Linked DNA regions of Homo sapiens: region 1 is linked to region 2. Evidence: chromatin loops called from intact Hi-C (ENCODE). Cell type or tissue: gastrocnemius medialis. All regions are shown on one strand. Each heading gives the region's core, and the rest is flanking DNA. Links, peaks and the distances in the headings are about the cores only. Region 1 overlaps PPARD (peroxisome proliferator activated receptor delta). Region 2 overlaps LOC285847 (a long non-coding RNA gene).

What was found. Peaks named below come from ENCODE experiments on the same cell type or tissue, not always from the same donor. Only the 100,000 strongest peaks of a DNase experiment are listed, where the experiment ranks them.
Region 1: a loop joins it to region 2, with 3.0 times the contacts of the local background. A loop is called at or near these places in 2 of 110 quality-filtered maps.

The regions. Positions count from the first base shown.
Region 1 is chr6:35,357,536-35,366,766 of GRCh38, forward strand. The region is part of intron 2 of PPARD (peroxisome proliferator activated receptor delta); the gene reads left to right. Among named protein-coding and RNA genes, the nearest start is that of PPARD, 20 kb to the left of the region's middle. RefSeq lists an enhancer at 2,993-3,889. In gastrocnemius medialis, for the core only: no CTCF peak of the experiment used is centred there; DNase peaks (open chromatin) are centred at 3,076, 3,396, 5,436 and 5,956; H3K27ac peaks cover 7,117 bases.
Region 2 is chr6:35,724,580-35,736,519 of GRCh38, forward strand. It overlaps LOC285847 (a long non-coding RNA gene), which reads right to left. Exons shown (of 10, transcript NR_027117.2): 2 at 11,184-11,299; 3 at 10,501-10,785; 4 at 9,264-9,448; 5 at 7,614-7,848; 6 at 6,913-6,990; 7 at 4,743-4,927; 8 at 3,929-4,041; 9 at 3,626-3,681; 10 at 2,183-2,554. It also overlaps a transcript of FKBP5 not described here and a transcript of ARMC12 not described here. Among named protein-coding and RNA genes, the nearest start is that of ARMC12, 6.5 kb to the right of the region's middle. RefSeq lists silencers at 1,263-1,439, 3,345-3,574, 6,693-6,822, 7,203-7,732 and enhancers at 3,513-3,807, 4,085-4,134, 7,253-7,547. In gastrocnemius medialis, for the core only: no CTCF peak of the experiment used is centred there; DNase peaks (open chromatin) are centred at 1,662, 3,672, 6,942, 7,462 and 8 weaker places; H3K4me3 peaks cover 5,262 bases; H3K27ac peaks cover 8,000 bases.

The DNA.
Region 1 (9,231 bases), core at 1-8,000, 370 kb before region 2:
TACTTTTTTTTTTTTTTTTTTAAGACAGTCTCACTCTGTGCCCCAGGCTGGAGCGCAGTGGTGTGATCTTGGCTCACTGCAACCTCCGCCTCCCGGGTTCAAGCAATTCTCCTACCTCAGCCTTCCAAGTAGCTGGGATTACAGGCATGCGCCACCTCACCCAGCTAATTTTTGTATTTTTAGTAGAGACGGGATTTCACTATCTTGGCCAGGCTGGTCTCAAACTCCTGACCTCTAGTGATCCACTTGCCTCGGCCTCCCAAAGTGCTAGTATTACAGTCATGAGCCACCATGCCTGGCCTGCTGCCTATTTAAATAGCAAGCAGTTACAGTTAAAGAAAGACCCTGGCCTGGGGACGCTGCCAAGGCTCCTAATCTGACACTTCTTTCATGTGGACCAGGGATCTGAACTGTGTTTCTTCCAAACTTTTGGAGCTTGCTTCCTTGGTGGTAAGCTAAATAGTGGCCCCCAAAATATACCCCTTTATAACCCCTGTAACCTGTGAATATTATATGACATAATGGACTTTGCACATGTAATTAAATTAAGGATCTTGAGATGAGGGGATTATCCTAGATTATCTGGGTGGACCCCTAAATGCAATCCCAAGTGTCCTTATGAGTGGGGGCCAGAGAGAGAGATTGGACACAGGAGAAGGAGGCAATGTGACTACTGCAGCAAGATGCTACACTGCTGGCTTTGGAGGTGGAAGAGAAGGCCAAAAATGCAACGAACGTAGCTTTGGAAGCTGGAAAAGGCAAGGAAACTGTTTTCCCTTAGAACCTCTGGAGGAAGTGTGGCCCTGCCAACACACTGATTTTAGCCCAGTGAAACTAATTTTGAATTTCTGACCTCTAGAACTGTAAGAGAATAAATGTGTTTTGTTTTAAGTCGCTAAGTTTGTGGTAATGTGGTAATTTGTTACAGTGCAGTAGGAAACTAATACAGGGCTCATCTGCCTCCAGGTACAAGTGGTGGCTTGGCTGATCCCTGTTCTTATTTTAAGGCGTCCCTCTCATGGCACAAGGAGAGCATAGGCCCAGCATTTTCCTGAACCAGTATTTGAAACAATCTGCACTTTGGGGGAACCTGTTGGGGAGTTCTTGGAAGCAAGAGAGAAAGCCTCATATGGTACCCGATCCTTGCTTTGGAACTCTCCCAGCACCTTCAGTGATATCATGAACAAAGAGTTCTTTCAGACCAGTGAGGATGTAGGATTATTAAAATCTGATTCTAATTCCATCTTCCCCTCTCCTCTTCCATTTATTCAATAAATGTTTATTGTGTACCTCCTATGTGCTAGGCACTGGGGATGAAGGGATAAACAAAGCAGATAAAAAATCTCCTGCTCTCGTGGTAACTGAGGTGGGGGAAGTGGAGGGAGCCAGAGTTAAGTCAACAGCATGTGAGATGGCTTCAGATGCTCTCTAGAAAACTAAGCAGAAAGGAGGGTAGTGGCAGTTCCACATAGAGGGCCGGGGAAGGTCTCACCACGAAGGTGACATTTAAGTGGAAAGAGGAGAGTGAACTATTGTGGGAAGAATCTCGCAGGCAGAGGGAAAGCAAGTTCCAAGGCCCTGCACTGGGACACAGCTGAGGTGTTCAACGCATAGCGAGGAGGCCAGCGTGGCTGGACAGAGGGAGGGAGGAGACCAGGAGATGAAGTTAGAGACGAGATTGGTGGCCCTGAAGTGCCATAACAGCTTTTACTTTGCTTGGCATTTTGCCCCTTCTTTCTCCTCTCCTCCCCCTCACACCACCTCACGAGTTTTAGGCCCATGTTCCTCAGTTCCTTTCCATGGGATATTTATCCCATCATACTTAGGGACTACCAGCAGGCAAACATAGTCACTTAAAAATATTAGAAGAGGGGGAAAAAGCAGCCTCCTCTTTCTGAATGATGAAAGCAGTTCCATGGCAGTGTTGGCATGGCACTGTGTATCTAGCAGTGCAGGCTGGCCATTCACCGCGTAGTTCTGGGTGGTTTCTGAGAGGTTCCCCTCCATGGCCTTCTTCAGCCCATGAGGAAGTCCAACCCCCCTGGCCCGCTGTTTCTTTCCATTTCACCCCTCTTGGTCTCCCCAGTGGGACTCCCACAGCTGACTTCTATCCCCACCTGTGTCTAATCCCCTTTCCATGGCTGAGCCGGTAGATAACCTAGTAACGATCTGAGTAGAATATGGCTCCCACATGTTGAATGCATTGTGCTGATCACTACATATATCACTTTGATTCACACAACAACCCTGAGAGGTAGGAACCATTGTACCCCTTTTAGAGATGAGGATACTGAGGCTCAGACTGGTTAGGAAAATTGCCTAAAGTTGCACAGCTAATGAATGGCAGAGCTGGGATTTGAACCCAAGTGATTAAAGCCCATGTCTTTGATCACTACATAGCAGGGCCTTCTAGGAAGGATGGCTGGCTGGATCTAGTTGTTCCAGTTTGGAAAGTACCTGCTTGACTGGCCAGACTGCTGTTGGCTTCAGAAAATAGCAGTCTCTTGTTGGTCACTGAGAAGAGGCAAAATTTTGGCAGGCCTTGGGGCCTCCTGCAGAGTCTCATTCCAGGTCAGTGGACAGAGGAGGCCCTGAGAATAGTCGTGCATACTGGCTCCCTGGATCTGCTCCAAGACAGTGAGCAGCCCCTAGAACCACAAGAGACTGGCCAGCCAAGCTGTGGGCCCGGCCTGTAGGGTGGAAGGAACTCTTAAGAGAAAAAAAAAATCTCTGCTGTGATTAATCAACAGCTTCAGTCTGGTGAAGTGAAAAGAGAAAAGTTGGCCCAGATGTGCACATAGGGAGAGAAATAAGGGAGGGAAATTGCCTTTATTCATGTTCTCCCTTAGGCCAGTCGTTACCCCACGGATGAGATCACCTTCCTTTTACACCAGCCTGCAAGAGGTGTGTAGTGGTAGTCTCATTTTACAGACAAGGTGTAGGATCAGAGAGGTTAACTCGCCCAAGTCAAACAGCTAACAAGTGGTGGAATTGGAATTTGAGCCCTGTTCTTCTCAGTTCAGTAGCCCTGCTGTTCTTGCTGATGTCACCTCAGCATGGGCTCTCCAGGTATGTGCAAATAGTTATGCAAGTGTTGCATCCACAGGCTTGTGAGCAGAGGCTGAAAGGGAGCCAGGGCTCTTGGTACTTGCCCTCTCAACATGGGCCCTGCCTAAGCTAGCAGGACTCACTATACCCAAACCAGCAGTGGCATTATATTTTTCTCTTTTCTTGCACCTTGCCATCCCCGATTTATTTTTAGAGAGCCTTTTCTATTTCTGTTCCCATTTCTTGGCTTGGATGCAGGGGCTGGGGTGCAGGGATGGCGCTAGAAATCAGAAGAGGCAGGCATAGATGGCATCTCACTGGTGGCCTTGGCTGGTCTCTGGGAACTGTGCCCATCTGCCTGCCCTGCTGGCTCCTCCTCAGGCCAGCTGTAGGCCCCAGGGATCATAGAGCTCGGGTAGCTAGAGGCTGGGAGGGCAGGCGAGACAGAGAAACAGCCACACTTCTCATTTCTTTGGCTTCTCAGAGGGGGATGAGCTTCCTCCTGGAACAGAGAAGGGAGTAGCTCACTGCCTGTTTCTCAGGGTTAGGTTACGGACTTCTAGGGAATATGGGGTAGTGCTTAAGAGCCAGACTCTGTGTGGCATGGGGGTGATAACTGTAGACCCTCCACCTCTGGGGATTAAATGAGCTCATACATGTAAAGGCACAGAGGAGGCACTCACTGAATGATGATTGTTTCATTAGTGTCTTTAGACCCTCAGCACCCAGCACCATAGGTGGATGCCAGTCATTATTGGTTAGACCAAACAGAACTTCAAGGCAGCTGGGCATGGTGGCTCACACCTGTAATACCAGCACTTTGGGAGGCCAAGGTGGGAGGGTCACCTGAGGTCAGGCATTTGAGATCAACCTGGGCAACGTAGTGAGACCCAGTGTCTATTTATTTAAAAAAATAAAATAATAATAAAAAAAGAAAAATAACTTTAATGTTATTTTTGTCGTCCTCTTCATCTGAACATTGGCCTGCGTAGGTATTAACCTGAGTCCAGTGATTGTTTGTGGAGCCCCACAGGGTACTTCCCAGTGACAGCAGCCTGGAGTGTGCTCCTGCCAGCCCCTGCCTGGGCCCTGGAAAAGGCAGGGCAGTGCAGCGAGGAATCTTCTGGCCTAAGGATGCCTGTAACCACCAAACCTTATGTTTAGTTTTACACCTTGCTGAGGGTCTGGCTTTTGGATATGAGCTCTGGAGTGGTAGGGGTCTGTGTCCCATGGGGACAGGTGGTTCTGGGTGTTGGGCACGAGGTGATGGAGGAAGGGCCTGCCACTTGCAAGCTGTTTATCTGACTAGTAATAAACAGTGGATGACACCTTTAGGAAACTGTATTTGGGAGCTTTGAAATTAATCAGATGCCACCAATGGCATTTTTAATTTAGTTAAAAATGTTTTAGTTATATAAATAATGCTCATTCGTTATAGATGATTAGAAAATACAGATAAGCACTGAGGAGAAAAAAGTAATATATTATCACACATAAGTGGCTGCTTTGATATATGATTTTTTTTTCTTACCTAGGTTCTTTTCAAATTGTGTATACCTAGTTATTTTTTCTGTCTTTCGAAATGGGATGCTGTTTAACATTTAGTTTTGTGACTTGCCTTTCCCATTTTTCAGGTGGTTTTGTGGTGTCTGCTTGTCCTCCGACCTCCTCTCCCATTTGTGGGAAAGGCATTTGGCCTGGAGGGAGGCACTTGGGAAGAACTGTCTGGTTGTTCCTTGATGTTATTGCCAGACTTGCAGAGGGTAGAGAGGTGCATGAAGTCTTACTCTGCCTCTCCCCATCTGTGTCTCTCCCTGTCCCTGTCCAGCGCCCCATCTGCTCTGCCTACTCACCACTCCTGCCTTTTTTTTTTTTCCTTCCATACAAATCCAGAAAAGGATACCACCTCCAGTCTGAAGGTTTCTTTCTATGGCTTTTAGGGATGAATCTCTCAGGAGTTTAGAAAAAAAGATGCACAGACAGTATATAGGAAGGGTAATGCCAGGGCTGGGGGTGGGGGTCTTGGGAAGAGCAACTGAGAGGAGGGCCTGGGTCCCTGGTGCTGTCTTGAGTCAGTGAGAAGAAGCTGCGTGGGTGATGGGTTGGGGCGGGGTAGGCAGCAGGTGACTGCAGGGACCTCTCTGAAACAGCAAGCAAGCTGGCCAGGAAGACGCCTGGAGAATAAGGGGCCCAGATAGGGGCCAGACATAGGGGAGAAGAAAATGTGTCTCAGTGGCACCTGCTCCTCCACCCTGGCCCCACTCTTTCCATGATCTTTCCAGAGATTCTCTCTTTTTCTGCCTGATCTGCTTCCCTCACCTGGCAGTGCCCAGCCCCAGTAGTTTGACACATCTGGTATATCTGGCTACTGTGCTCTACTGACACCTGTGTGGCAGCAGCTGCACAGCTTCTTGGCATCTCCCTGGGCAGTAGGCAGGGATCCGAGCATAGAGGAAGATGTTCCATGCATCAGTAACTCAGATTCCGTTCCAGAAACGCATCTCAAAGCAAGGGAGAAAATTGAAGATGGGGTATTTTGTGGGGAACAAGCTATGCCTTCCTGTCACTTCTTACAGAATAAAATGGGGTCTCTGGCAGTAGGCAAGGAGAAGGCCTTTCTGAGCACTGAGGGTCAGTGGCTTCTCAGGTCTTTTCTGGGCCACTTTGGCCTGCACACAGGTTGGGCTAGGAATTCATGCTTAAAAGCAGGCTGATTTCCATAGGCTGTGCGTTCCTGTGGGCCTGCCTGGATCATATCTGTTCTGCTGTGATCCCAGGCCTGGTGAGACCCACTGGCTTCCTGTACGTCCCCTCAAAGCCTGCGCCACCGCCTCTCCCTTCACCACTCCCAAGCTATAATTAAGTTCCCATGTGAAACTGTATCCCTCAGCTGACACACGCTTGTAACTACAGCCCTGGCCATTGGACGGCTCATCTGGGGTGACTTCTGGGGCTGGTGCCTCAGCCTCCAGACGCTCTCCAGTAGGTCTGAGTAGGTGGTGTGGACCCACCAGGAAAGGGTGGATCCAGTGAGGCGGGGGCCAGGCCTTGCCCAAGAGTCAGAAAGTGGGAAGTCACGGGGGAGATGAAGGGCGAGTGAGCAGCTAGAAAGTGCCAGGGGACACAAAAATGGGGGAGACAGGCAGCCTTTTGGGGCTGGAGGGCATGGACAGGGTGACTGATGCCTGAGCCACAGGCAGAATGTGAGCAGTTTATTTTATTTTATATTCTACATATTTTTATAGCATAAAATTAAGATATAGTTCACATAACCAAATTCACCACTTTAAAGTGTGTACTTTGATGGTTTTTGTATATTAACTGTGTTTTATATATTATATTAAATTAATATATTTATATATTATATTAACGGTTTTATATATTATTTTAGCTGTGTTGTTTATATATTATATTAACTGTGTTCTATTAACCACTAATTCCAGGACACTTCTATCACCTAAAAAACCCTTTACCTGTCAGCAGTTACTCCATCCCTTGGCTGCTAATCTACTTCCCTTCTCTATGGCTTTCCCTATCCTGGACATTTCATATGAATGGAATTATATAATATGTAGCCTTTTGTGTCTGAACAATTTCACTTAGCATGTTTTCGAGGTTCATCCATGTTGTAGCATATAATAGTACTGTATTCCTTTTTGTGGCTGAGTATTCCATTGTGTGTATATATTCCATTTTATTTATTGGTAAATTGGTGGACATTTGGGTTGTTTCCATTTTTTGACTGCTGTGAACATTCATGTACAAGCTTTTGTGTGGACATATGCTTTAGGTTCTCTTGGGAATATACTTAGTGAAATTGCTGGGTCATATAGTATTCCATGTTTAACTTTTTTTTTTTTTTTTTTTTGAGACGGCATCTTGCTCTGTTGCCCAGGCTGGAGTGCAGTGGCACGATCTTGGCTCACTGCAACCTGAACCTCCCTGGTTCAAGCAATTTCCCTGCCTCAGCCACCTGAGTAGCTGGGATTACAGGTGCATGCCACCACGCCTGGCTAATTTTTTTTTTGTATTTTTAGTAGAGACGAGGTTTCACCGTGTTGGCCAGACTGGTCTCAAACTCCTGACCTCAGGCAATCTCCCCGCCTTGGCCTCCCAAGTGTTACTCTTTGTTTTTTGTTTGTTTTTTTTTTTGAGACGGGGTCTCACTCTGTCTGGAGTGCAGTGGCGCGATTTCGCCTCACTGCAACCTCCACCTCCTGGGTTCAAGTGATTCTTCTGCCTCAGCCTCCCGAGTAGCTGGGACTACAGGCGCATGCCACCATGCCCAGCTAATTTTTTGTATTTTTAGTAGAGACGGGGTTTCACTGTGTTAGCCAGGATGGTCTCGATCTCCTGACCTTGTGATCCACCCGCCTCGGCCTCCCAAAGTGGTGGGATTACAGGCGTGAGCCACCGCGCCCGGCCCCAAGTGTTACTCGTTAGGCAGATACCTGATACCTGTCTGCTATACTCACTGGTCTGCACCTTGCTTCACTTATTATATCTTGGCCATCTTTGCATACCAGACATGTAGAGCTTCCTTATTCTTTTTTTTTTTTTTTTTTTTGAGATGGAGTCTCGCTCTGTCACCCAGGCTGGAGTGCAGTGGCGCGATCTCAGCTCACTGCAAGCTCCACCTCCTGGTTCACACCATTCTCCTGCCTCAGCCTCCCGAGTAGCTGGGAATACAGGTGCTTGCCACCACACCCAGCTAATTTTTGTGTGTGTGTGTATTTTTAGTAGAGACAGGGTTTCACCGTGTTAGCCAGGAAGGTCTCGATCTCCTGACCTCATGATCCGCCCGCCTCGGCCTCCCAAAGTCCTGGGATTACAGGTGTGAGCCACCACGCCCAGCCCCTCATTCTTTTTTTTTTAACAGTTGGCTCATCCATTGTATGGATGTGCCAGTCTCTTCTTTTTTTTTTTTAGACAGATTTTTGCTCTGTCACCCAGGCTGGAGTGCAGTGGCATGATCTCGGCTTACTGCAACCTCTGCCTCCTGGGTCAAGCGATTCTCCCGCCTCAGCCTCCTGAGTAGCTGGGATTACAGGCATGTGCCATCATGCCCAGCTGATTTTTGTATTTTTAGTAGAGACAGGGTTTCACTTTGTTGGCCAGGCTGGTCCTGAACTCCTGATCTCAAATGATTTGCTCATCTCGGCCTCCCAAAGTGCTAGGATTACAGGCGTGAGTCACCATGCACGGCCTGGATGTGCCATTCTCTTATTCATTGATGAATGTGCAGGTGACTTCTAGTCTTTTTTGGCAATGAATAACCTTGTCATTTTACACACAGATAAACAGATTGACAATGCTTCTGTGTGATAGGTGCAGTAATGGAGATAGACACTGGGGAACTAGGGAAGGCTTCCAGAGGATAGTTAAGAAAGGCTCAGGGTGAGTGAGCGCTGGTATCTGAGTGGGCCTTGCAGGCCTGGCAGAATTTCAGCAGGCTGAGATGTTGTAGGAAGGGCAAATATGACTGAAGAAAAGAACAACAGCTCAGGTGTGACAGGGGAAATGAAGAGTATTAGTTATCTATTCCTGCATAACAAATTACCCCAAAACTTAGTAGCTTAAAACACTATCTCGCAGTTTCTATGGGTTAGGAGAGATTTACACAAATATGTGAATACCAGAAGGTGAGGATTGTTGCCAGCCATTTTAGAAGGCTGACTCTAATAGCAAGTTGCAGTAAGGATAGGATTGGCCAAGGCAACAGATGGAGCCATGATTGTGGACAATCTTACATACTTAGCTGAGAGGTTGTCAGAGATTGATCTGAGAACAGTGTGAGCCATGGAAGGTCTTTGAGCAGGAGAATAATGTGATAGTTGCTATACAGGACAATTAATCTGATAGCATTTATGCTAGAGGGGTCAAAATGGAGAGAGATACACAGGCAGAGGCCTAGATTAGGAGATGGCTATAGTAGTACAGGTGAGAAATTCCTGGCCTGTAGTACTAAATACTTTTTTTTTTTTTTAAGACAATCTCACTCTGTCACCCAGGCTGGAGTGCAGTGGCATGATCTCGGCTCACTGCAACCTCTGCCTCCCGGGTTCAAGCAATTCTAGTGCCTCAGCCTCCTTAGTGGCTGTGACTACAGGCGTGTACCACCATGCCTGGCTAATTTTTCTATTTTTAGTAGAAATGGGGTTTCACGGTGTTGGCCAGGCTGGT
Region 2 (11,940 bases), core at 1-8,000:
TTGAAGTGCTGGCTTTGGCCAGGTGTGATGGTTCACACCTGTAATCCCAGCTACTTGGGACGTTTACTCAGGAGGCTGAGGTGGGAGGACTGCTTGAGCCCCAGAGGTTGAGGCAGCAGTGAGCCATGATCTCCCCACTGTACTCCAGCTTGGGCAACAGGGTGAGACCTTGTCTCAGAAAAAAAAAAAAAAAGGTGCTGGCTTTGATGTCAGACAGACCTGAGTGTGAATCTCAGCTGAGCTCTGTTATTTTTCTGAGCCTCAGTTTCCTTAACTGTCAAAGACGGCTAACAATAGCACCCACACCCCAGAATTGTTGTGAGGAGTAAATGGGATCCTGTAAATAAAGACCTGAACCTCAACCTTGGGTCTAGTAGTGAGTCTCCTGTGCCACAGTCTTTGGGTTCCAAACGCTGTTGGGGGTTGGTGTGCAGAGATAGTTCTCCATATAAGCAATCAAGATTAGCCATCAATGTGAATAATAATATCCCATGCTCCTGGGGGAGAAAGGCCAGATCATAAACGTATTGATCTCTCAATATCTAAGCCACTTTGAGGAGATTAAACTGGTCACAACTCAGAAAATCATTGAGAAATCATCAAGTGTCAAATTCCATTAGGAATGTGTGACTCCTGGGGGTGAGAGGATGGGTAGATCCCCCTCCCTGCCGCGAGGCCCCCACCTCTGCCTCTGTTCTCTGTGACTGACAAGGAAGGATCTGTGATTACCAGGTCTGCCGAGCTCTTGGAGGCAACTTACATAGTGCTGTCACTTGTCTAGCTGGGCTCAGGAATATTGCTAAAAGGCTTGGGAAACAAGGCTGGCAAGGGGAGAGGGATCAGCCTCAAGGGTCCAGAGAAACTCCAGACCTGGTGTGGAGACTCCACAGCTTTAGAGGCAGTTTCAAGGCTGGGTGATGGGAGAGAGAAAGGACTGGGGGCTTCACCCTTCTGGAGTCTAACTTCTCCAGGGTCTCTCTGCACCCCACCTTCCCACCCCCAGCAAGAGTTTAGAACCTAAAGACGGGGAGTGGGAAGCAGGAGACTCATTTCTTGATCCATGGGGAGTTGGGGAGCCCAAGTGGAAGATGGGGAGATGAGAGCAGGGGTAACTGACAGCAGGATGCCACAGCTAAAGAAGGAAGTATAAATATAAAGCGGCCAGTGTAGGACTGGACAGAGGCCATATGAAACACACGGTACATTCCGGTCCCAGCGTAACAAACTGTACCAGCCTTTTTGAGAGCTGTGAGCACTAAAATGGGGAGGGAAGAGAGCAGAGGTTCCTTCGAGGTTGGCCCTGCCTCCTCCTCCCCCACTTCTCCCACAGCTCGGGGCACCGCAGGGAAAGTCCTGATGTTCCTTTTGCAACCACAGGAAACCTACCATCCCTGCTCACACTCTGTACCCTGTTCCTCTCAGCAGCTCCAGACTGGGAGGGAGCAATGAGTGTGTATGCATGGGGGTGTTTGGGGGAATGTAGGGTGCAGACAGCCCCAGCAGCCCAGGTGACACCCGGAAAGGCGGCAAGCATCACTTGGATACTGACTGGAAGTCACAGCCTGTAAGGGCTGCAAGAGAGGTACAGATGACGGTGAGGAAGTGCCTTGTCCAAGGTCACACAGGCAGTTGTTCACCAGGGTGGGACCAGAGTGCATCCAGAACTAGGCAGTGCTGGGCAGCTCTCTTGGGTGTAGTACGTAGGAGTGGCAGGCCAGAGAACAGGCAGTGCCCAGGGACTGAGGGTGGGGAGCCCAGATCCAAGGCTGCCTCTATGCTCTGGTTGGCTTTGGGAAGGCAGGCCTGGCTTGGGCACTGTGCCCTCCAAGCCTCCCAATCCTATCCCCCCAACCTTAAATATTAGAGATAATGCATGTGAAGTGCCTAGCGTGGAGGTTGTTTTGTGGTGATGTCAAGCAGAATGAGTCACGTCCACCCCTCCCATCTCCTCCTCCTCCACACACACACACACACACACACACACACACACACACACACACACAGCTCAAGGCCTAGAACCTCCTGGGATCTTTCTCCCATATCTTTCTCCCTAGAACCACCTTCTTTCTTCTGAGTCCCTATAGCTATTACACACATTTGGTACTCACCACCTGCTGGCTTGGGTTATTATTTAACCTAACATCCAGCGTGTTTGTCTCTTCAATTGCCCAAGGGGAGGATATCATTTCAATACACCCAATATTTATTGAACATGAACTCCGGTGCCAAGCCTGGCCTGTGGGGGATGAGTTGGAATGGTGGTGGGAGGCGGGGGCAGTGGAGGAGAGGGCTCAAAGAAGAAGCAGACTTTGTTTCTGCCTCAAGGACTTTCTAATCTGGTTAGAAGAACAGGATTAGTAAACAGATCGCTAGAATATGAGACAGGCCACACGCTGTGCCGTGAGAAAGGTACAAACTGAGTGTGCTGGGCGTTCAGAGGAGACAGGAATCAGATTTGGCTGGCACTGTTTCAAGGAAGCTTTATGAGCTGGAGCAGCAGAGATGGGTAGACAGGGAGGACAGGCACTCCTGGCATGAGAAATGGCACAGCAAACTGTGGAGGTGGGAAGGAGGGAGAACAAAGGACTTCAGGACTGTGTCTTAACCTCATGGTGACATTCTTTAGCAGGACCCAATACAGAGCCTTCCACACGGTAAACGTGCGATATAAATGCTTTGTTCCCTCCTTGGTTTGGAGAGGGTGGGATCTTTAGGACCAGCACTTAGTGATGTCTTTCCACAGAAGGATGGGTAAGGAGAAAACGTGGCTCTGAATAAACCAGGGGTTTGGAGCTAAACACAGGGAAGGGTCAGATTCCAGGGGCAGTTTGGGGTCGTCTTCCTTGGCCTTGCCCTTCTTTCACCCTGTCGTCCACACCCACTCGCCAGTGTCTGGGCTCTCCCTACTCCCGGCGTCGTGCCAGGGATTTCCCAAACCGTCCAAAAGGGCTGGGCTTGGTTTGCCAGCCCCGGGAATCCCTGGAGTCTCCGTGTTCCAGGCTTCTGTGAAGGATCAGGGAAGGGGGGCTAGGAAAGGGGAGGCTCCTCCTGGGGATTGCTTGAATTGGCCCCCTCAACACGGGCTTCCGTTGTCACGTGACTGCGTCCCAGGTCTCGCAAGTCTGGGGCTGGCGAGCTCCAGCTATCCTCCTCCCGCCCCCCGGACTGAGCGCTGGAGAAGCACGGACTGAGCGCTGGAGAGCGCTGGCGGCAGCCTGGGTGGCTCCTTCTGCTCGTAGAGCTCCCCACACCTGCTCCCTCCCCCAGCTGTGCTAATCCAGGCGCCACCCAAGCCTGGGGTACCCAAGCAGGGGCAAATGGGGGATGGCTAGGTCTGGGTGCTCCAAGGCCGGTGAGTGGGCAGGGCTGCGGGGCCCACGCGCGCCCCGGAGGTTGCTCGCCAACCCCTGCCCCAGCGTGCAATCGCATGGTTGCGGCGGCCGGGAGGCTGCGCGCCGAGCGCAAGCCGCGAGCACAAACAGGGCGAGGAGGCTGGTGTGAGCGCCTGGGCCCGCTGCCAGCGCGCCGGGGCTGGAACACAATGTCCCGAGCGGGCGGGCGGGCGGGCGAGCGCGAGCGAGAACAGCCTGACTCAGCAGCTGGGTAAGTGGGTGTGCTCGCTCACCAGATCAACCGCTCTTGCAGCCTGCGGTCAGCGACGACCCGGCACTCGGCAGCTCCCTGGAACGGGAGGGGCAAGCATACGGCCCGCTCCTCTGCTCGCGCCCCAGCCTGCCGCGCGAGACCTCCACGTGGCCGGTTTGCGCATCCCTCTGCCTTCTCGCCCCTCTATTAAAGCGTCTCCCAGCCCCCAGCCTGAGCGCAGCAGGCTCTGCCCACCTGGGAGAAGCACTCTCCTCACCCCACCCGACAGGTGTGGCCAGGCACACAGCTGCTGTGTACATGTCCTGTTTTCCCCAAATCTCACCCCTCTGGGACGCCTCGGAAGGTCTTGGCATGGGGGATGTAACTCTTAGTTGCAAACAGAGGTAGGAGTTTGTTCTGGGGTAGTGGTGGAGTAGGGAGCCGAGGAAGGGGATCCTAGGAGAAAAGAGGGACATAGGGCAAGAGGATCTCCCCTATCTCTGTCCTCAGCTGACCCAGAGTTCAGAGTCTCTTCCTGCCCCCTCCCCTCAAAACCACTAGGCCCCTGAAGATTTCCTCCTCGGAGGGAGGGAGAGGCAGGTGGTGTGGTGTTTTGAAGCCCGAGACCCTGCTTTTCTGCCCCCACCCCCAAACCACAATAAAGACCCAATAAAGATCCTGCCACCTAGCCACAAAGCTCCTCCTTCCCCCTCTATGCAGGGGAAATGGGGTCCCATTTGGGGTCCCCACTGGGGACTTATGCTGTCCCTATGCTGTCTCCTGGCGTCTTGTGGGGCCATTGTGAGGATGACAGCAGCCCAGAGCAGGGTTATTCCTGGGGGTGGGGACCTGTCTCACGTCCCAGCTTCCTGGGGTGCCTGCGCAGTGCCCTGAGGGATGCTTTGTGCCTGGAGAGTGCCAGGACAGGCGGGGAGGAGTGGTTCCGGGAAAGGCCCTGGCAGGCAGCATAGGCCTGGGCTCCAGGGCCTTTGAGAGTGGGCCTAGGGGAGGGACCTCAGGCTGCTGAAGTGCCTCACCTGGGCCTCCTGCCATCTGGTGGCATCTCTGGCACCCTCTGTGGCTAAAGATGCCAACACAGGCCTGGGCCGTGGACCCCCTTCCCATACACACATCACGCTTCCCACACAGGCTCTTACCCAGCCAATGCACACTGCATCTCCCAGTCGAGAGGCACCTTCACTGCCATCTACTCCCACCTTCTTCCTGATGCTTGAAATCTGTCCGTGATCCCAGGTCAGTGATTGCTCGAGGCTGTGACAGGGACACTCTCAGACAGCAGCCCACTGCTCTTCTGGACTTCCCTATCTCCAAGTCCAGTCACCTACAGGACACCTGCCCTTACATGGCCTAGAAGTGACTGAACTCATATTCATGCCCCTCATACCAGCTCCTCCCCATTGCCCACCATGACCCTCCCAGTCCTAAAACTCACTGCAAAGGTAGATTAATTTTTAACTGCTTTCTCTCCTTCACCATCCTTATGTCTGATCTCTTATCAAATTCTTCCCTTTGTTGCTTTTATTTCAAAAGATATTGTTTGTTCATTACTTTTCTCCTTCACCCTTTCCCCTCCAGCCCCATAGAGTCCACCTTTGGCCCAAATTCTCACAGCATCTGCCACACTGTCCTTTCTTTTTCCTTCCTCCTACACACCCTGCTGGAATAATCTTTCTCAAACATCATTTATTGTGTATGTTATCAACTTCAGACTCCTCAACCAAGCACAGTGAGTACACTAGCTAACCTGTGTACTCTCTGTGATGGGACCTGAGTTCATTCATGGCATGTCCAGGCCACGGGGTTTAGTGCAGTGCCTCCTGCACAGCAGTAGGGCAGCAAATGTTCCTCGTGACCCATTCATTTGGTGGTGTTCCCTTTCCATCCTTCCTATTCTCTCTCCTGCCTTGGTCTCCCCAGTCCCATCAAGCCTATTGGCTTACTGGTGCTCACTGGGGCCCTTTTGTTTGAAGTGCCACTATTTTTCATTTCCCCAAAATCTTTGGTGGGGGGCGGGGGGTGGTGGCTGGTGGGGAAGGGAGAGGCTGACATCCAAGTTAATATCAGGGAGGTTGTGGCAAATACCAACTGCAAAACCTTGGGTGCAGAGTAGAATGAGGGCAGATGCCTGCTAGGAGGGCAGATGCCTGCTCAGTAAGAGAACAAAACCACAGAGGAGGGCAGAAGGTGGAAAGGAGAGTGGCGTAACTAGTGGCTTCCCTCTGAGCCTGTGAGCTGCCTTTAATCTTTTCCTTTTTTTTTTTTTATTTTTTGAGATGGAGTCTTGCTCTGTTGCCCAGGCTGGAGTGCAGTGGGGCAGTCTCGGCTCACTGCAACCTCTGCCTCCCCGGTTCAAGCAGTTCTCCTGTCTCAGCTCCCCGAGTAGCTGGGACTACAGTTGAACGCCACCATGCCCGGCTAATTTTTGCATTTTAGTAGAGACAGGGTTTCACCATATTGGTCAGGCTGGTCTTGAACTCCTGACCTCAGGTGATCCACCCGCCTCAGCCTCCCAAAGTGCTGGGATTACAGGTGTGAGCCACCGCGCCCTGCCTAATCTTTTCTATATTTTATTGCTTAGTTATGTCCTGCAGTATTTTAAACCCTTTCTCCCATGGGCTGTAGGCTCCTTAATGGCAGGGACAGTGTCTTTTATTTATTTGATACCATTTACTTATTTTGAGAAGTGGGCATGAAATACTTTGGAGGGCACATAAAACTTGGGTCTGGATCCTGGTTCCAACACTTAGCTGTTTGGCCCTGGGTAAGTCTCTTAACCTCTCTGAGCCAGTTTCTTCGTCTGTAAAAGTCGCTAGTGACACTTGTTTTGCAGAATGAGGGGCAAAAATTACAGAGAATACAAAGCACCAGGAAAGTGTCTGTTGTACCCAATAGTTTATATTCCTTCCCCGTATGGTTAGAGCCTTTCCTAAATTGGGAGGAAGGTGTTCCTTAACTACTGCCCATACTGGGACACTTTAAACTTGAAAAGGGGCACTGTTAATAATTACGTCCGTTCCAGGGACGCAGAGCCACCCTACCCTAGTTCACAACAACTGGCAGGGTTCGGATAGCACGCAATATCCCAGTGCCTAAGCACAGCCCCAAGCATAACGCTCAATAAATGCCTGTTGAATCAACGAGCGAACAGAAGCTGACCCTCACTCCGTTTTTTGGACATCATTGAGTGAAGCAAATTGAAAAGCCCGCCCCCGCTGCGCCCCCACCCCCACCCCGTCCCAGAGCCACCAGCAGCCTCAATTCCCCGAGGTCTGCCCTTCTCTAGCCCACCGTCCCGCCCCCAGTTGCCTTGACATCAGTGACGTCGCGAGGGGCGTGGCCTCTCTCCATCGTCTCCTGGTGCCCTGGGCCCCTCCGCATCCGAACCTGGGGGGAGGATGAGGTTGGTGGCCTTTGACCGTACTCGCCTCCCGCCGGGCCAGCATCTAACTAAGCCCGCCTGGCCGCCCTTCTCGGGCGCGCAGTTGTCTCGAGTGTGGGTACCCACCTCCACCCCCACCCTCACCCGGGTGAACTAGCGGGGGTTCTAGAGAGTGCCGGCTCCCAGTGAGCCCTCTCCAACAGCTGCGGGCCACGAGATCCTGAGAACCTGGGCCCAGCGCTCAGCCCAGGCCCGCCCCTTCCCGGGCAGCCCCGTCGCTCCGCGTCCTAGGGGGCGGGCGGGAAGGATGGGACCCCCGCCTAGGAGGCGCGCAGGCGCCGCCGAGCGCGGGAGAGAAAGAGTTAAACTAGGTGCCGGCGCCGGGCGCGGCGGGAGTGGGGGAGGGGAGCGAAGAGAAAGTGAGAGCGGGGGCGGAGCGGGGACGGGAGCGAAAGAACATCCTGTGCCCGTCGCCGGATGCGCGCGGGGGGAGGAGGTAGTCCGGGGAGGGAGAGCAAGACCGGGGGAGGCCCGGGACGGGGAAAGGCGCGGCCTCCTTCCCCCCGCCGCAACCTCCTCCTCTGGGGGCGCTGGCCCCCTCTGCTCCCCGCGCCTTAGGCTGAGCTACCCGGAGGCCCCAGGATCTGGTTCCTGGGCAGGAGTAAGCGCTAGCTGGGGAGATGATCTCGGAGAGTGTGGGATCCACGTTAAGGCAGGGGCGGCCCCCAGCCTTTCATCTCTTGGCTTTCTGCAAGGGAAGCTCGCACGTGTTGAGCGTCCCCTGTGCACCGAAAGTACACACATTATCTCAGTCCTGACAGCGGCACTTCCAGGCAGTAGACAGGAATTCATAGACTCGCATTCTAGAGGAGGAAACAGACTCAGATTATGGAATTTGTCCAAACCCCACACTGTTGGGATGTGAATGCAAGCCTGTCGGACTGCAAAGGGCTTTTCACTGGAGTTTAGGGTAGGGTAATTTCCCCTTAGCTTCTATGCGCACAAGTGCTGGGCCGCTGCAGCGTCACCCTCGGGAATGGCGGTGTCTTTTCGTAGAGGACCCCCAACAGTATCTGTCTGGAGCTTCTGTCATTAACTAGGCTTAAACAACCATTGCCAGGATACTGGTAAAGAGAATGAGGAAGGGGCCTTAGGATTCCACAGGTAGTTGGATGGTTCTTAGGAACACAGTTTAGGGGAATGTGTTGCAGGGCTCCTGTTCCTCATTTAGGTATTTGTGGGGGCTTCAAAGATGGCTCCAGAGTCACTCAAAGCAGTTACATGGATTACAGGAGTTGGGATTGATTGACTTTAAGAAGACCAGGGAGGCCTGGTGTGGTGGCGTAAGCCTGTAATCCCAGCACTTTGAGAGGCCGAGGCAGGCGGATCACCTGAGTGTAGGAGTTCGAGACCAGCCTGGCCGAAATCGTGAAATCCAGCCTACTGAAAATACAAAAATTAGCCGGGCGTGGTGGTGCGTGCCTGTAGTTCCAGCAACTTGGTAAACTGAGGCACAAGACTTGCTTGAACCTGGGAGGCGGAGGTTGCAGTGAGCCGAGATGGCGCCACTGCACTCCAGCCCGGGTGACAGAGCCAGACTCCGTCTCAAAAAAGAGAGAGAGAGAAAAAATAAAAAAGACGACCAGCGTGAGAGGTAGTGGGTAAGTGGAAGGAAGGGCTGACTCATGTGCTTTTCAGGCTGGGATGCTTCGAGGGCTACCATCTGTGTTCTCACTGCCTGCCCACGCCCCACATGTTGTCCAGGTGAAACCTGCGGAGATAATTAGGATTATAGTAAACATTTGTTGAGCTCTGTGTGTTGGGCACTGTTCCAAGTGCTTTACTTAATCCTCACAAACAATCCCATGAAGTAAGTCTTATTGTTTCTATTTTACAGGTGGGGAAAATGAGGCACAAGGAGATCACAAAGCTAAGTCCATGACTAAACTGGTTTGTTTGTTTTGAGATGGAGTCTTGCTCTGTCACCAGGCTGGAGTGCAGTCGTGCCATCTCGGTTCACTGCAACCTCCGCCTCCCGGGTTCAAGCAATTTTGCCTCAGCCTCCTGAGTAGCTGGGATTACAGATGCACACCACCACGTCCAGCTAATTTTTGTATTTTTTAGTAGAGACGGGGTTTCCCCATGTTGGCCAGGCTGGCCACTCTGACCTTGTGATCTGCCCGTCTGGGCCTCCCAAAGTACTGGGTTTACAGGCGTGAGCCACCGCGCCCAGCCCTGAACTGGTTTTGAACCCTGCCTAGAACCCATACTTACTTACTAAACTCAAATGTACTTAACACGATGAGAACATCGGCCTTGAAGGTAAAAATGCTGGCATAGATGGCAAAGAGGTGTGTGCTTGGGCAGCTCATGTCCTTTTCCTGGGTAAGGCAGGTAGTAACTCACAGCTGGCTGTGTGTATTTTGGCTCTCAGACTTCTTTTTAACCAGTGGTTCCAGATTTCTGGATTTGACAGAAAAACAAAGCCAGAAAACAAGTGAAAGCCAGGTTCCCATAAAGAGTTGCAGCTTTAAATTTACGCTCCCTAAGGGCATGGAGAACATACCTACGATCTATTATCACCATCATTAAAGAAAATACTTCTGTTTCTTTGAGACAGGGTCTGGCTCTGTCACCCAGGCTGGAGTGCAGTGGCATGATCTCGGCTCACTGCAACCTCTGCCTCCCAGGTTCAGGCAATCCTACCGCCTCAGCCTCCAGAATAGCTGGGACTACAGGCACGCACCACCATGCTGAGCTAATTTTTGTATTTTTTGTTGGGGGTTGGCGGGGTTTGCTTCAGCCCAGGCCAGGCTCGAACTCCTGGGCTCAAGCAATCCACTCGCCTCAGCCTCCCAAAGTGCTGAGACTGCAAGTGTGAGCTACCACGCCTGACCTAAGAAAATACATTTTAATTCTCAAAATAGGAGTGACATCATCTGAATCTGTTAGTTCCAGCCAGGCGCGGTGGCTCGTGCCTATAATTCCAGCCCTTTGGGAGGCCGAGGCAGGCGGATCATGAGCTCAGGTGTTCGAGACCAGACTGGGCAACATGGCAAAACCCTGTCTCTACCAAAAATACAAAAAATTAGCCTGGTGTGGTGGCGCATGCCTGTAGTCCCAGCTACTTGGGAGGCTGAGGCGAGAGGATTGCTTGAGTCTGGGAGGCAGAGATTGCAGTGAGCCAACATCGCACCACTGCGCTCCAACCTGGGTGACAGAGTGAGAACCTGTCTCAAAAAAAAGAAAAAAAAAAAAGAAAGAAAACAATTATTCCCAAGAAAAGATGGTCAATGGACTTTATGCCAACAAATAGACATTCCTTTGTCTTTAATTTTTTTGTTGTACTGTGGACTAGTAAAAATGTCACTCTAGGAATGACTCTGCCTCTAATCTCTCTGAATCATTTGAAGGCAGAACCAGAAGAAATGGGCCTTAGGTGTGGCAGGAGGGAGTTAGGTTGCAGCCAAGAAAGAACACTTTTTGGAGGTCTTTAAAGAACAGGTGAGCCTTACCTGTGCTTAGGAAGTGAGGGTTGCAGAATCGGCTCCATGGGATGGAGGGGCCAGTAACTCTGGGTCCCACCCTGGAGAAGGGCAGAGCAAGGACCTTGTCTTGAGGGATTTATTCTCAGATCCACCAAAGTAGCCTGGGAACCTAAATGACAGTTCCCATCAGGCAGCCGTTTTCTGCTCGGAGTTCAGTGGAGATGCGATGGGGTTGCATGGCAGTGGGGAGGCTTCCATGGGCTTCTACTCACCCCTCACCACAGGGAGTTCATGTAGTCACCCACCTTGGGGCTAAATAGAGTGCCAGGAATGATGACCCTTGAGGAGGGCTGAGGACAGGAATAGAATGGCCACCCAGGAGTGTTGCTTGTTCCCTGCCTGCTGCCTAGGGTGTACTGGGCCAAGGCTCTGAGTGGGCAGGCCTGGCTGGCCGCAGCATCATTGGAGATGCTGTTTCCCTACCTCCTTCCATCCTGGGTGCAGCCCAGGACCCAGAGCCTTCTGTCCCAGTTCTCCCAAAAAGGGATCAGGGCCAGGTAGGTGAACACCTGTTCTGGTGCAGCATGCTCAGCACTGGCTGTGGGCGTGGCCCTAGTTTGGAGCTGGCCACTTGCCTGTTCTGCAACAGAGAGTGGGGACAGAAGTTGCGGGGAGACCCTGGTGGGGAAGAGGGAAGGGTCTGGTCTCACCTGCCCCATCCTAGTGGTGGGGATCAAGACCTCCACAGGTGGGCTCACATCCTCTGGGGTGGTGGCATCTTCTGACTCCAGAGGACCTCACAAGCCGCCTCATATCCCTGGGGAGGCTGAGAGGTGATACTTCCAAATTTAGCTGAAAGGCACAGACTTACCCACATTTTAATCCTGGAGTTTTAGAATGGTAAATCCGAATCCCTTTAGGTTACAAATGCAGAAACAGACTAAGGCAAAGGCGATCCCTTTCTCCTCCAAGGTCACTCTGGTTAGAAGGGTCTGGAGCCCCAGTTACTAGATGCTGTCATTGTTCTGCCGCCAAGTCCTTAAAGAATGGCAGAACATGACTTAAACCACCTGCTAAGTACAAGATTCTATGCTGGAGATGCAAAGGTAGCTGTCCTCAAGAGCACTTTGTCAAACAGGTAAACTTCAGGGCAACATGCAGATGCTGGAAAAGGGTGGATTTGCCTCAAGAGTCTGTGCATGCTTTCTAAGATACTCCCCTCCTTTTCATCCTCTGATGCGGGGAGGGAACCCTACCTGAAGAAACACCCCAAGGCCCAGGGGTAGATCTAGGGTGGAGAGATCACATATGGGAGGGCCCGGAAAGAAAAGGAACAGGGTTGTCAATGGGCATACCCCAAACACCTCACCCAGAAATGCCCTAAGGCCCCAGCCCGGAAATGGACCTCTGCTGCCCTCTAATGGTGGAAAGGCAGCCTCTGGAGCTACCTGCTGGGGTCCCCCCTTA